Regions from separate parts of the Homo sapiens genome. Here region 1 is linked to region 2. Evidence: chromatin loops called from intact Hi-C (ENCODE). Cell type or tissue: CD14-positive monocyte. All regions are shown on one strand. Links, peaks and the distances in the headings refer to the core of each region. The heading gives the core; the rest is flanking DNA.

The links. Peaks named below come from ENCODE experiments on the same cell type or tissue, not always from the same donor. Only the 100,000 strongest peaks of a DNase experiment are listed, where the experiment ranks them.
Region 1: a loop joins it to region 2, with 4 times the contacts of the local background. A loop is called at or near these places in 12 of 110 quality-filtered maps.

What each region holds. Positions count from the first base shown.
Region 1 is chr16:1,467,038-1,474,267 of GRCh38, reverse strand. The region is part of intron 1 of CLCN7 (chloride voltage-gated channel 7); the gene reads left to right. Among named protein-coding and RNA genes, the nearest start is that of CLCN7, 4.4 kb to the left of the region's middle. In CD14-positive monocyte, for the core only: no CTCF peak of the experiment used is centred there; DNase peaks (open chromatin) are centred at 3,207 and 4,457; H3K4me3 peaks cover 3,487 bases; H3K27ac peaks cover 4,940 bases.
Region 2 is chr16:1,539,690-1,546,919 of GRCh38, reverse strand. The region is part of intron 19 of IFT140 (intraflagellar transport 140); the gene reads left to right. TMEM204 (transmembrane protein 204) reads right to left here. Exons shown (of 3, transcript NM_024600.6): 2 at 4,844-4,999. Among named protein-coding and RNA genes, the nearest start is that of TMEM204, 9.6 kb to the right of the region's middle. RefSeq lists an enhancer at 3,797-4,499. In CD14-positive monocyte, for the core only: no CTCF peak of the experiment used is centred there; a DNase peak (open chromatin) is centred at 3,269; H3K4me3 peaks cover 1,729 bases; H3K27ac peaks cover 1,588 bases.

The DNA.
Region 1 (7,230 bases), core at 1,491-6,490, 73 kb after region 2:
CTCCCTTCGCACCGAGTTGAATTTGCAATGTGCAGGCAAACACAATAAGCAGCAAGTCAGAGGTTGGAATGCGTTCCGCATGTCACCCTGCAGCGTGCGTCTGAGCAGTGTTAAGGTCTGGAGAACCGTTGCGGGTACATTTGTTTCCCTGTCTGTGTATTGTCTTAATATTTTTTTTTTTTTGAGACGGAGTTTCACTGTAGTTGCCCAGGCTGGAGTGCAATGGCGCGATCTCGGCTCACTGCAACCCCCACCTCCCGAGTTTAAGTGACTCTCCTGCCTCAGCCTCCTGAGTAGCTGGAATTACAGGCGTGCGCCACCGCGCCCGGCTAATTTTGTATTTTTAGTAGAGACGGGGTTCCTCCGTGTTGGTCAGGCTGGCCTCGAACTCCCGACCTCACGTGATCCCCCGCACCTCAGCCTCCCAAAGTGCTGGGATTACAGGCGTGAGCCACTGCGCCTGGCCGTATTGTGTTACTTTTGAGTTAATGGACCGTTTTGTTGATGGGTCTTAATCTGCTTTGCAGTTATTCTTTACATTTTCTCTTGTCTAGTCCTTTAAACACTTGTCTTGTGCTTAAAGATTAGGAAGGACGGCAGGGCACGGTGGCTCACATCTGTAATCCCAGCACTTTGGGAGGCCGAGGCGGGTGGATCATGAGGTCAGGAGATTGAGACCATCCTGGCTAATATGGTGAAACCCCGTCTCTACTAAAAATACAAAAAATTAGCCAGGCGTGGTGGCGGGCGCCTGTAGTCCCAGCTACTCGGGAGGCTGAGGCAGGAGAATCAATTGAACCCGGGAGGCGGAGCTTACAGTGAGCGGAGATGGCGCTACTGCACTCCAGCCTGGGCAGAGCGAGACTCCGTCTCAAAAAAAAAAAAAAAAAAAAAAAAGTTTAGGAAGGACACGAAAATCAGCCTGTTTCCATAGAACCTACATTTAGGTTTTCCCAATTCCTTAGAAACGCACCAGACAAAGAAGGTCATAGTCTGCCTTTTGCTGATAAGAAGCAGCAGCTCAGCTCCCTTTGAAGTGGGCCCTCCTGCTCTCCGTGCTGTAGTCTGCATGAAAAGTGATCTGAAGGGGTTAATTTGAAGTGATGGGGCCATGGGTGATTAGTTATTTGTGTGTATGCCTGTGTGTGTATGTGTATGCCTCTGTGTGTGTGTGTGTGTGTTTCTGTTTTAAAAGAAAGGCCAGGTGTGGTGGCTCATGCCTGTAATCCTAGCACTTTGGGAGGCCAAGGTAGGGGAGGATCACTTGAGCCCAGAAGTTCAAGACCAGCCTGGGCAAAATAGTGAAACCCTGTCTCAAAAAAAAAAAAACAAAATTAGCCAGGTGTGGTGATATGCATCTGTAGTCCCAGCTACTGGCTCGGGAGGCTGAGGCAGAGGAGTCGCATGAGCCCAGGAGGTTGAAGCTGCAGTGAGGTGCTTTTTTTTTTTTTTTTCCGAGGTAGTTTGTCACTCTTTTGCCCAGGCTGGAGTTTGAGAACCTATCTCAAAAAATTTAAAAAAAATTTTTTTAATTAAAGAAATCTGAAGTTCACAAGGTAGAAGGAATAAACCCAACTTTAAGGGCTGAAAGGTAAAGATTAGGAACCTTGATGGAGGTTGAATTTGAGTTTCTCTTGGGACTGAATGTGCTTGGGGTTTCCTGTCTGTCTTTGCAAATAGAAGAGTTGATTTTTTGGGAAATAATCTGTTGATCTCTTAACCTTAGAAAGTATTCCCGGCTGTGCACGGTGGCTCATGCCTGTAATCCCAGCACTTTGGGAGGCCGAGGCAGGTGGATCACCTGAGGTCAGGAGTTCGAGACCAGCCTGGCCAACATGGTGAAACCCCATGTCTACTAAAAATAGAAAAATTAGCCGAGTATAGTGGTGAGCGCCTGTAATCCTAGCTAGTCAGGAGGCTGAGGCAGGAGAATCGCTTGAACCCAGGAGGCAGAGGTTGCACTGAGCCGAGATCACGCCATTGCCTGGGCAACAAGAACAAAACTCCATCTCAAAAATAAAAATAAAAAAACTATTCCCTTAAAAGTCATTGTAAGCTTATTTGTTTGTTTGCATTTAATAACAGCGGATACTCTGCTTACAAGCAATTTAAAAAATAGTTTATCGTGCACTTGCTCTGTGGCTGCCTGGGACGCAGGCGCATAAAGCTGCTTCCTTCCTGCTGGAGACAGGCCCAGTGCCCTGTGCGGATGGTCTGCAGGGCCCCTGGGGCAGGAGCAGTCACAAGGCTTGGGCTTGAAGAGCACAAGATCTTCAGGCAGGCGGACGGGGGGAAAGGACAGAGGGAGTGTGTGTTTGGGATGCGCTGTGGAGCCTGGAGGTCAGCCCTGCTGCGCACATGAACAGGCTTTGAATTTGGCTCATCTCTAGGGGAGCCCATGGGAAGCTAGGACCCCATTCCTGAAGGGCCCCAGCCTTCCCCTGCAGACAGACTGGAGAGGCGGAGTCTAGAGGCCAAGACACCACCTCTTAGGCCAGGCGTTTGTGCTCTGAGCATCGGACTCGCCGATGGCCTCCTGCAAGGCCTGTAGCCTCCCTGTTGCCCAGTTTTCCCGTCTGCGAAAAAGTTAACGCATGCATAGCGCTGAGCACGGTGCCTGTCACAAACTACGCTCTGAAGAAACGTGAGTCGTGCCCGGTCGTGTTAAAACCAGCAACACAAGAGGGATTCGTGTTCGTTGTGACTTTCCTGTCCAACTTCCTGAGTAGCTACTGGATTTCTTGGTGCTGCTTTTCTGGGGGAGGGTCTGCTCTGACTGGTGGGCACAGCTCACAGTTAGGCTCAGGCGCACCCCAGTGTGGCCACAGACGGGGTACTGTAAGCTGCCCTTGGGTTCAAGGCCTCCAGAGCTGTTTTGAGCTAAAATATCAACCCAGGCCATCCCCTGCTGACGGGACTGTTCCAGTGAACATGAGAACTGGTCCTAGCTGCCTCCAGGCTCTTTAGGGTTTGTTGCAGGATTTTCAGGTTGGCTGGTGGTGTCGTTGCCACCTCAGCGTGGGCACAGCTGGCCAAACACTATGAGGTGGCTGCCCTGGGCAGGGCAGACTGTGGAGTGGCTTGTTGGAGGCTGGGTGCCCGCTGAAAGCCCAGGCCCTTCAGAGCTGCCTGTGGGTTGCTGTTCCTGTTCTCAGGCCGGTCTTGCTTTGTGTGGTGTAGTGGTGAATTGACCAAGCCAGTCACTGCTCATCTGGTGGTGTTGGGACAGGGCGAGGGTGAGGTCAGCCAGCCCTGGCCGTGTGTGGGCGGCAGGAAGCAGAACTCCTTGAGAACTGAGAGGGAAAGCGGCTGGAGCCAGAAACACTTGGGTCTCAGGGGGCAGTGAGGGGAGGTGGGTATTTGCAGGACATCCCTGGGAACTCATGTTGGGACACTCCACATAAGACCTTGGCAGGGCAGGGGTCTGGGTTAGTGTGGGACTGTGTCCTGCCTGGGCACCCGGAGCCACAGACCGCAGCCTGAGAAAGAACTGTGGGCGCAGCAAGGCTGCGGGGGAGGGTCTGGGGTCGTCGCCAGTGGCCCCTTGAGCTCTGCTGTACTTGAGGAAGTGCCCCTTGGTTCTTTTCTGGCCTCCAGGAAGTCCTCTGCCAGCCTGGGAGGGTTCCCCTGCTGTCCCCTGCCCTTCCCTGCCCTCCAGCATTGCTGTTCAGTGTCTGTCTTGCTTTAGGTCTCTGCCTTAACGCCATGGGGACACTGCATGGACAGCAAAGGCCTCTCCTTGGTCTCTGTGGCCTTTGTGTGTCACCTTGTTTCCTTTGACTGTAACCCCCATCCCCCCGCGGGGCAGCTGCTGTATCCTCTGTGCCTAGCGTCTAGCCTGGTCCTGGCAGAGGCCTGCTGAATGTTAGGACGCAACACAGGCCGAGCAGAACAGCAAATGGTCTTTAATCCTGCTTTAAGTTTTAAAAAAAACTGTGGTAAAGAACACATACCATAAATTTACCATTTTGAGCCAGGCATGGTGGTGCACGCCTCTCATACCAGCTACTTGAGAGGCCAAGGCGGAAGGATTATTTGAGCCCAGGACTTAGAGACCAGCCTGGGCAACATAGCAAGACCTTGTTTCTAAAAAACATTTTGTTTAATGACCGTTTAATCATCCGTGAGTGCAGTCAGTAGGGTTGAGCACGCTCTTAGTGTTACACAACCCATTCCTTGCCAAACTGAAACTGCACCCATTCAACGCTCTCCCTTCCTCCTGCTGCCCAGCCCCCTCGTTGCCATCTGCCTCAGGGGACCTGACGGCTCCAGGGCCCTCTTGCGAGTGGACCTGCGGGAGCTGTCTTTTTCTGACTGGCTTATTTCACGGGGCACAGTGTCCTCCGGCCCGTCGTGCTGCAGCACGGGTCGGTGGTCATTCCTCTTTATGGCTGAATTATTCCATTGCGGGGAGAGGCTGCATTTCCTTGACTCACTCATCCATCGGCACAGCAGGTGCTTCCGCATTTTGGTCATTGTGAACGGTGCTGCTGTGAACATGGCGTGCAAGTGGGACTTTCAGACGCTGCTTTTTTATGTTTGTTTTTGGTTTTTGGTTTTTTGTTTATTTTTGTTTTTGTTTTTGACGGAGTCTCCCTCTGTCGCCCAGGCTGAAGGGCAGTGGTGTGATCTCAGCTTACCACGACCTCTGCCTATTGGGTTCAAGTGATTCTCCTGCCTCAGCCTCCTGAGTAGCTGGGATTACAGGCGCCCACCACCATGCCCGGCTAATTTTTGTATTTTTAGGAGAGTTGGGGTTTCGCCACATTGGTCAGGCTGGTCTTGAACTCCTGACCTCAAGTGATCAGCCCGCCTCAGCCTCCCAAAGTGCTGGGATGACAGACGTGAGCCACCTCCCCTGACCCTGAGTTTTTTTATGTATTCTGAATATTAATCCCTTATCAGATATTAATTCCTTATCACATTTGCAAATATTTTCTCGTTTCATAGGTTACCTTTTGCTCTGTTGTTTTCTTTGATGTGTAGAAGTTTTAAAGTTTGATGTAGTTCCCCTCTATACATTATTTTGACTTTTATTTTGTTTTATTTTATTTATTTATTTGAGACAGGGTCTTGCTCTGTTGCCCAGGCTGGAATACAGTGGCAGGATCTCGGCTCACTGCAACCTCCACCTCCCGGGTTCAAGCAGTTCTCCTGCCTTAGCCTCCCGAGTAGCTGGGATTACAGGTGTGCACCACCATGCCCGGCTAATTTTTTTTTTTTTTTTTCGTTTTTTTTAAGTAGAGACGGGGTTGCTTCATGTTGGCCAGGCTGGTCTCGAACTCCTGACCTCGGGTGATCTGCCCGCCTTGGCCTCCGAAAGCGCTGGGATTACAGGCGTGAGCCACTGTGCCCAGCCCTTTTTTGACTTTTAAATCACTCTGGATTCACAGGAAGCAGCAAAGGTAGCACAGGGGGCTTGTGTACCCTTCACCGAGTTTCCCCCCAATGTTTACCTTTCCGTAACAGCGCAGCCCCAAAACCAAGAGAGTGTCGGTGCAATGCGTGTAGATCCGCGTAAGCACCAGGAAGGGGGTGCAGGCTATTTTCAGACCCATCTTTCTAGTCCCACCCACTCCCAACCCTGATGACCTCGCCTCCCGTCCGGCCCGAGTCTCGCCTCTCGGGAGTGTTGGCTCACGTGTTCCTGAGCCTGTCTGTTTTTAGTTAGTGTCCGGCGCTTGGGACCGTGTAGGTTGCCGTGTGTGGCAGGAGTTTGAGGAACAGCATCTAGTGTTTAATTTATAAGAGCTTGCATTTAAAAAAGAAAGTAACCGCACGGAATGCATTGCTGAACTTGAAGTAAACGTCGTGTTCTTCCATTACGAAAGCCACCTTCTCAAAGTCCTGGCAGAGTTAAGGAAAGAGATGCTGGGAAGGCAAGGCGCCGGAGCCCCATCCTTTCACTCCGGGCAGGGGCAGCTGATGCCCTGCTGGGGGGCAACCCCTCACCCCTCACCCCTCTCGGATCTGCCAAGGCGGCGGCGGTGGGGGTGGCCCGCTGGTCACATACTGCACCGGCAGCCTTCACCTTGGCCTGAATGCATGTGCGGCTCTGCCTGCTGCTGTGGGACAGTGCTGTCGTGGTGTAGACGGTGGCCCTCCTCAAGGCCTCCCAGGCCTGGCGCCCAGGACATGTGACTGTGGCTGTTTTCGTTTTGTTTGGGTTTTTTTTTTTAATTTTAGAGATAGGGTCTTGCCGTGTTGCCCAGGCTGGAGCGCAGTGGTGCAACCATAGCTCACTGTAGCCTCGACTTCCCAGGCTCAAGCGATCCTCTTGCCTCAGCCTCCTGAGTAGTTTGGGCCACAGGTACACGCCACCATGCCTTGCTGATTTTGATTTTTTGTAGAGACAGGGTCTCACTACGTTGTCCAGGTTGGCTTTGAACTCCTGGGCTCAAGCGATCCTCCTGCCTGAGCCTCCCAAAGTGCTGGGATTACAGGCGTGAGCCACCACGTCCGGCCAGAATGATCCGTTATTTCCAGCAAGGAATAGCCTGAGAAGCACGGCAGGCCTTGAGTGGCGTTAGAGAGAAGTGCTGACATCTTGAGTGATGGAGAGGGTGGCCCTCTGGGCAGGGTGTGTCCCACAGGGTGCCTGTTTGGACGTGGGGTCCTTCCTCATGGTGAAATGGGTCTTTTGGGTTCCGTGGTCTCTGTTTGGGGCATCGGGGCACCTGTCCACCTGGGAGGTGGGGGTCAGAGGCCCAGCGCTGGTCCCAGGGCTGTTTTCTGGTGGTGAGACCTGGAGTCCAGGGGCTTTGATGTGAGTGTGAGCAAGAGGGAGTGGGCAGCTGGCCAGGCCACTGCTTCCATCATGCCTGGACCGTGGCACCTTCCTCCTCCCACCGTCAGCCCGTGTGGCAGGAGACTCAAGCTGTGAGTTTCGCCTGTGACTGAGGGCTCAGGGAGAGCCACTGGCATGTGGCAAGGCTGGGGGAAGAGGAGGGGCAGGCGCCCTGTGACTCAGGGTTGTGTCCAGCAGGACCTGTGCACTCTAGCCCCTCCCACACTCTCCCCTGGGCGTGGAGATGCCACGGCAGACACCTGCGAGTCTGTCTGTCTGTCTGTCTGGCCTCTGCTCCTGGCTTTTGATGGGGATGGCCTGAGAGTGCTCTTTGCCTGGGGAGAGGAGGAGGCTCTGACTGGTGTCTGCCAAGGGCCAGTGGCACGTGCCCAGGTTCCTTCCCCTGCCAGGGCCACTTACCGGGTCATCAACACGGGGGGTGT
Region 2 (7,230 bases), core at 1,341-6,340:
ACCTCCTCATGCTAGCCCAAGTAAGACAGCACAGCTGCCCTGGGGCTCCAGCAACAGCTGAGGAGTTGCCCATTGAAGATATGACTCAACCCAAGTACAGAGCTCTGCAGGGCTGCTGGATCAAACCACCGAAAAGTGTTCTCTTCAGGCCGGGCTCAGGACAGCAGACCCTGAGGCCCGGGCCCTGTGTGAAAGCCAGAGCTGCGGGCGGGAGGGCCCTGCTCCATGAACGGATCCTGGCAGTGTTCTTGCCAAGAGGACAGTTTGCGCCCCCGAGGGAGACAGGCCTAGGTGGGGAGCACAGGTGCTGCACCAGGGAGCACGTGGGATGCGCCTCGGGCCTGAAGCTTCTCAGCATGCATGTTACCCAGCAGGGCTTCAGAGAGACGCTGGAATAACAGCTGCGAGCATTGCTGACGAGGGCACATCTGTGCGCTGGAGTGGTCACTCTCCACTGCACAGATCACACCAGGGGAAGGGGGGCTCGTCCAGGCACTCACAGCTGACCAGGGGCAGAGCCAGGAGCAGAACCCAGGCCACCTGCTCTGGGCTCCTGCAGAACCAGCCAGCGATCCAGCTGGGAAACACCTGAGGGCTCGGAGCATCCTCAGGCACCGGAGAGTGCCAGGGAGCCTCCCGGCCTAGGCTGCCTGCAGAAGTCGCCCTCAGCCTTGTGCCACTCAGGCGTCAGGTGCCAGGGTCATGCTGTGGCTGCAGCCATCAGAGGCTGTAATGACCTTTTACCTTCCATTGGCAACTTGCCCTGACCCCCTTCAATACTCCTTTCCCTCTCTGCCCGTGCCTATCTGCACAAATCAACAAGACCACAGACTGTGAAAGAACAGAGGTGCAGTGCAGAGAAAAGAGGCCACGAGGAGGAGAGGGGAGAAGCTAGGGGTCTGTGGAGTGAGCAGAATGCAAGCTCTGAATAGAATGCCAAGGGCAGCGGCAGCCAAGCCAGGACAGTGGGGTCCCCGCACATTTCAGCTGCTCTCTCTGGGTGTCAGAGCAGGGAAGAGGGAGCCTTGAGGGGCGAGGAGGGTGGTCCCTTTGCAGACCCAGACGTCGTGCTGAGCATGGCACTGAGCCCAGAAACATTCATGGAGCGAGAGCAAAAGCACAGGCCCCATCGCCTCTCTTTGGAGCTGACAAGGAGCCTTCCTTTCAGTGTGCTGCACTCTGGCTTTCCAGGGTATTCCAGCCTCCCCATAATTCCATGTACTTTTCCTCCTTTCATGAGCATCTTCTCTCCCCACTGCCCACCCCACCTCTGCCGAGCCCTGGGATCGAGGTTCACTTGCATAACAGGTAATAGCAGGCGTTTCCTTGTCCTGTGACAGGACATCCTGGCGCCCTTCAGTCTCTCCCTGACTGTTTAAAACAGACGCGAGTACAGGAAAAAAAACCCGACTCTAAAATTAGCAACATGATAGAAGAAAGGCACATAGCTACTTTCTGTCCTGTTTGTCAATGAAACAAGTCTAAACAGGGCCAAAATGCATTTCCTTTTTGGGCAAAACAGACCCGTTAGGGGTGATGGTTGGACACTGAGGGGGAGAGGTGGCCTGTGGGGGCAAGAAAAGCCACCGAGACACCAGGGGCCCTCTTGGTGCTGCTGGCCCTCGCCCTGGTGCCTGCCGTTCTGGCGGTTGTTGAACAGAGCCTGGTCCAACCTTGTCAGAGGTCGTGTTGGAGCACAGTCCCGCCCCCGCCACCATCCCTCCTGACCAGGACAGGCCTCCGAAGGCCTCCAGCCCTGTCCCCCGGGAATGCTGTAAGACAGCTCGGTTTAGTCCATCAGGGTGCTCGCCCCCATGTGTGATTTTTTAAAATACATTTAGAAACACTATCTTGTCCTGAAATAAGATTTTGCAGGAAGTAAGCTGTCATTTTCGACATGCCAAATCCACAGTAGTCCTAATAATTCTAAACAAGAGTTTCAAGGAGATTTATTAAGAAATGCAGTGATCTGGGCCGGGTGCCGTGGCTCACGCTTGTAATCCCAGCACTTTGGGAGGCCGAGGCGGGCGGATCACAAGGTCAGGAGATCGAGACCATCCTGGCTAACACGGTGAAACCCCGTCTCTACTAAAAATACAAAAAATTAGCCAGGCGTGGTGGCGGGTGCCTGTAGTCCCAGCTACTCGGGAGGCTGAGGCAGGAGAATGGCGTGAACCCGGGAGGCGGAGCTTGCAGTGAGCCGAGATCGCGCCACTGCACTCCAGCCTGGGCCACAGGGCGAGACTCCATCTCAAAAAAAGAAAAAAAAGAAAAAGAAATGCAGTGATCCAGCTGGGCGCAGTAGCACACGTTTGTAATTCCAGCACTTTGGGAGGCTGAGGTGGGTGGATCACCTGAGATCAGGAGTTCGAGACCAGCTGGACCAACATGGTGAAACCCCGTCTCTACTAAAAACACAAAAATTAGTGGGGCGTGGCCAGGCGCGGTGGCTCACGCCTATAATCCTAGCACTTTGGGAGGCCAAGGTGGGCGGATCACGAGGTCAGGAGATCGAGACCATCCTGGCGAACATAGTGAAACCCCATCTCTACTAAAAATACAAAAAAAATTAGCCGGGCATGGTGGCGGGCGCCTGTAGTCCCAGCTGCTCAGGAGGCTGAGGCAGGAGAATGGCGTGAACCCGGGAGGTGGAGCTTGCAGTGAGCCGAGATTGTGCCACGGCACTCCAGCCTGGGTGACAGAGTGAGACTTCGTCTCAAAAAAAAAAAAAAAAATTAGTGGGGCGTGGTGGCAGGTGCCTGCAATCCCACCTACACGGGAGGCTGAGGCAGGAGAATCGCTTGAACCCAGGAGGCAGAGGTTGCAGTGAGCCGAGATTGCGCCACTGCACTCCAGCATGGGTGACAGAGCAAGACTCCATCTCAAAAAAAAAAAAAAAAGAAATGTAGTGATCCATTGGGTTATCTTACAGAAGGAGTTATTTTCAGAATCAAAAACTATTGCTTTTGCTTTCTCTATGCCGCTAAAATATCTTTATTCTGACCCAGCATTTCCAATTACATTTTCAAAATCTTCCATTTCCTTCTTTAAGCCACGGCATTTCCGATTCCTGCACGCGGTAGAGATTGGCCATTTCAGTGAGACAGGAAAACCACTTCTCTGTTTTATGGCCCTCGGGTCAGCAGAGGGCCCCGTGGGAGCTTTCCTAGCCTGGGTACCTCGTTGAGAGTCTCATGTTTTCCCTGCAGTCATGCAGGAGGGGAGGAGGCGGAGTCAGTCCTAGGTCCCACATCCCTGTCTCATTCGTTCTTACAGTCAGTTGGGTGGGGGCAGAAATTACCCTTTTCGAAGTTGGGCATGCAGAGGCTCACGTTAGTTTAGTCATCTGCCTGACCCCACGTCGATGGTGATGGAGCCAAGACACAGCTCCAGTTCCAGGCTCCACGCCCTGTGCTCTTCCACTGAAGCCTCGAGGCCCCTCCCTTCCCGCCCCTACCCGCCAGGGGAAGTGACTTGCCCAGGGCCACGCCATGCTATTAATAGCGCTCAGAGAGCCCGGCCTGACTCGCTCAGGGCACTTTCCAGCACAGGAATACCTGCCCCCACAGTCTGTCAGCCTCCTTCTGGAAATTGTATTTCTTAAGAAAGATAAGGGCCCAGGATCATTATTCCTAGAATGATTCACTCTGGACTTCCTGCCACTTCCTCTGTGGGAACTGCAGGGCAACCTGCAGAACGCTGCACCGGCCTCGAGGAGGAGAAGGAGGGTGCGGGCAGCTCCGTGCTGGTCATGCTCAGCCATGGGCCGACATGCTCGCTTTCTCTGTGTCCCTGTCTCTGCGGGCACCGGGCTGACCTGTCCCAGTGAGCAGCAGGAGACCTGAGCCTGCCCCAGATGCCCACAGTCTTCAAACCTCTCAGTCAGCCACAGAAGACCAGCAGAGCCCCCTGGGGTCGCTGGGGGTCATGGCTGGACACTGCTGTGGCTCAAGCACTTGTCTAGAACACCGCAGGACCCTTCCATAGGTCGTTGACGACAACTCCATCACTGTCACCCTCTATGACGCCAGGTCTTCTCAAGACCTGTCCCAGGTTGCTGGGTCTAGAGCGTTGAGAGGAGGCTCTGAGCACCAATGGCCCCTCGCCTGCAAGGCCGGGCCTCCTCCCCAACTCACATGGCGGCTTGGGGAAGCCAGGGCCTCGTGATGGTCCTGCCGTCTGCATCAGTGTCCGAGCCAGGCACACAGCATGTGCTCGTGCAGGCACCTCACTGTCGGCTCAGGCAGTGTGGAACGTGCTAGCGTGTTCTCACTCTGTCTTGTCCCGCTCACGGAAAGGGCCTGCGCTGACCCCAGGCTGACCCCAGGCAGGTCCTAGGAAGCTGCGTTTATAACAGAGCACATGCCTTGGCCTTCCTAGGCCTGACCTGTTCTAGGCCTCTTAGCTGGGAAGGTCAGGGCCAGGCATGGGCTCTTCTGCCTCTGCCCAGGGGCTGCTCCCCACCAGCTGCCTCAGCATTGAGGAAGGGGCAGGACCCAGGCTGCCCCATGTGGACTGCACAAGGGCCAGTCAGCAATCAGACCCCACAGACTCAGGAAAGCAAAGTGCCTCAGCCTTTAAAGTGGAAAAGGGTGTGACAGACACGCCAGGTGGTCGCAGCCTCCCTGCTCCTTGGCCTGGGTGTGTTTCTGTCTTTCATCATTCTTGCCTACAGCAAGAGGGAGGGAGGATGCCCCATGGGGCTTCTCAGTGGCCTGTGGCCATGTTGAGAGGTATGGCCTGCAGCTTCCCCCCAGGCCACCCAAGGCCTCAGGACCCTCCTGTGGCACCAGAAGGCCACAGGGGGCAAGGGCGCGGTGGCCACACCCGCCCAGGTACTTACTCGCCAGTTGGAATGCAGCGGCCATGGCCTCCTCCCAGCACGGGGCGTCGGGTGACAGCAGGGGCAGGCCCACCAGCCCCAGGAGGAAGGTGAGCTGGCCTGCGGTGAGCGCGGCCGTGGCCACCAGGTTGCAGGCGCGCATCATGTCGAACTGCACTGTGGGCCAAGAGCAGAGAGGCAGTGGTGAGTGCAGGTGGGCTCCAGAGGCCACGCCAGCCGTCACGCCACTTTCGTGGTCTCTGTTTGCCTCGGAAAGGGCGGTCGGCACAGGCTGTGCCTCCATTGGGCAGTGGCTTCGGGAAGCATCACGCCCTCCCCCTCACCTGCCTGCAAGCCCTGGGTCCCATGTCTTCCTGATGGGAAGGGTTCATCCCAGCCGCCGGGCCTGGCTGCAGTGGTCGTATCCCTGCAGGGACGGGCCCTACTCTGCTATTTCTGTCTTCCTGAGACAGCTGTTCCTCTCTGCCTGACTTGACCCTTGAAGGCGCTGGCGTGGGGGTGGAGGTGGGAAGGGGAAGCCCACCAGCAACACCGGCTTCCCTGTCACTGAATTCACAGCATCCAAGACGAGGGCGCTGCCTGACCGGAGACTCCGCGGGGGGCCAGCTCCTCAGGCGTGCTGTCCTGCGTGCTCAGCTGCCCGACCCCCAAGCGGCTCATGGTGGTGTTCCCTCCTCCCAGCAGCTGAGGGACTTGGGACCGAGGAGAAGCAGCTCATCTGGGCCCCTCATAACCAGCAAGGGGCTGAGCAGGGGTCAGACATGGGTCTGAACCAGTGCCCCCCACCTGCCCCCCTCACCTCCTGGGGCCCCGTCACCCCATCTGCCACAAATCTTTCACTCAGTGGCTTAAGTCAGGGCCTGCTTCCCCACTCACAGCAGGCCTGTGCCCAGCCTTCTCTGTCCCCCACCTACACCTGGTTGCAGGAGCCAGGTGGGCAGGGCACATGGATGCGTGGTCAGGGGCAGATGGAGCCTTCTGTGAGTGAACTTCAGAGGGAGGTGCGTTTGTTGCCCTCAGGGACCAGGGCTCGTCACGTTTCTGTAGCAGAGAAATGTTCTCCCGCAAATAAAACCTTACACAGGGGCCCAAATGAGGTGGTGGTGAAGCAGTGTGTTCCCAGGCCCCTGCACGCTGCAGAGCAGACAATGTGTGTGCTGACAGACACTCAGCCTGGAGTCAGGGACTGCATGTGAAGCAACAGCCCCACAGAGTCCCTAGCCTGTCATCGCCATGCCTTGTTTTCTATTGAACAATATTTGGGAAATTCGATTCCCAAAACTAAGTCGTTATAAACAGTTGCACCTTTTTAAATGACTTGCCTTGAAATTTCAGGGCACTCTTCAGGTAACTGATGCAGGAATCTAAGAGGGAAGCAGCCTCACCACTCAGGAGCGGGTCCCCGCGCCCGCATCCATCACAGACACCAGAATCCAGGCTCAGGAGCAGGTCCCTGTGCCCGCATTCATCACAGACACCAGAATCCAGGGAGCAGCAGAATGTCCCAAGAGCCCTGAAGGTGCTGGCCTCTAGGGTGACTGCTGTGTGTCCTGGGTGGAGGCCGAGAGGGGATGGGGAGATCCTCAAGCTGCCTCCTCAGAGCACGCCTGTGGGAAGCCAGCCCAGCAGGGGAAGCTGTCGAGGTTCACGCGTGCACGGGGCAGGCACGCTGGCATCAAGGCTCAGGGGTGGTGGGGGATGCGGGCTGCTTTACTTCGTGAGTGTTTACGTGGTTAGAAGTATCCGTTGGAACCACTATTGCCAGTATTAGCAATTCCACACGGTTCAACCTCAACATTTATTGAAATGCAATCTGGATTCACAGAATAACCTCAAAGCTCTGGAGCCGAGGCATCTGCTTCCCACCTGGCCCTTGGGCTGGGTGCTGCTCCAGCGCTCACATCTGCCCCGGCCCCAGGCTGAGGTGGTGTGTGGGATCGTCTCAGTCTAGGCTTTCGGCGTCCCAGCATCCCTGGAGGCACACTGCTCCTCGCCACTGAGGGTCCCCCCGCCGTCCTACCCACTGTATTTCAAGCTGCTTCCCTCCACAGCGTCCCCTCCTGTCACTCGGGGCGGAGGGAGCTCTCCTTCCTGGATGCCAGGCTTTTCCACTGTGCCCGCTCCGGCCTGGGTGGCGCCCCCAGCCCTGAGACCTCCAGGGTGTGAGGGCAGTGCGCAGAGAGTGGAGGCATGAAGGACCCTGGGGCACGGGGTCCCCGGGCTGCTGAGGAGTCTGAGCAGCCAGCACATGGCACCATGAGCCTTCCGCTGGCAAGGGGGAGAGCGGAGCACGCTGCCTGCCCGCAGACAGGCAGGCACCACTGACAGGGCCATGGGAAGCGGCAGCAGCTGCCCCTCGCTCATTTTTCTCGCAGCAAAACAGACAC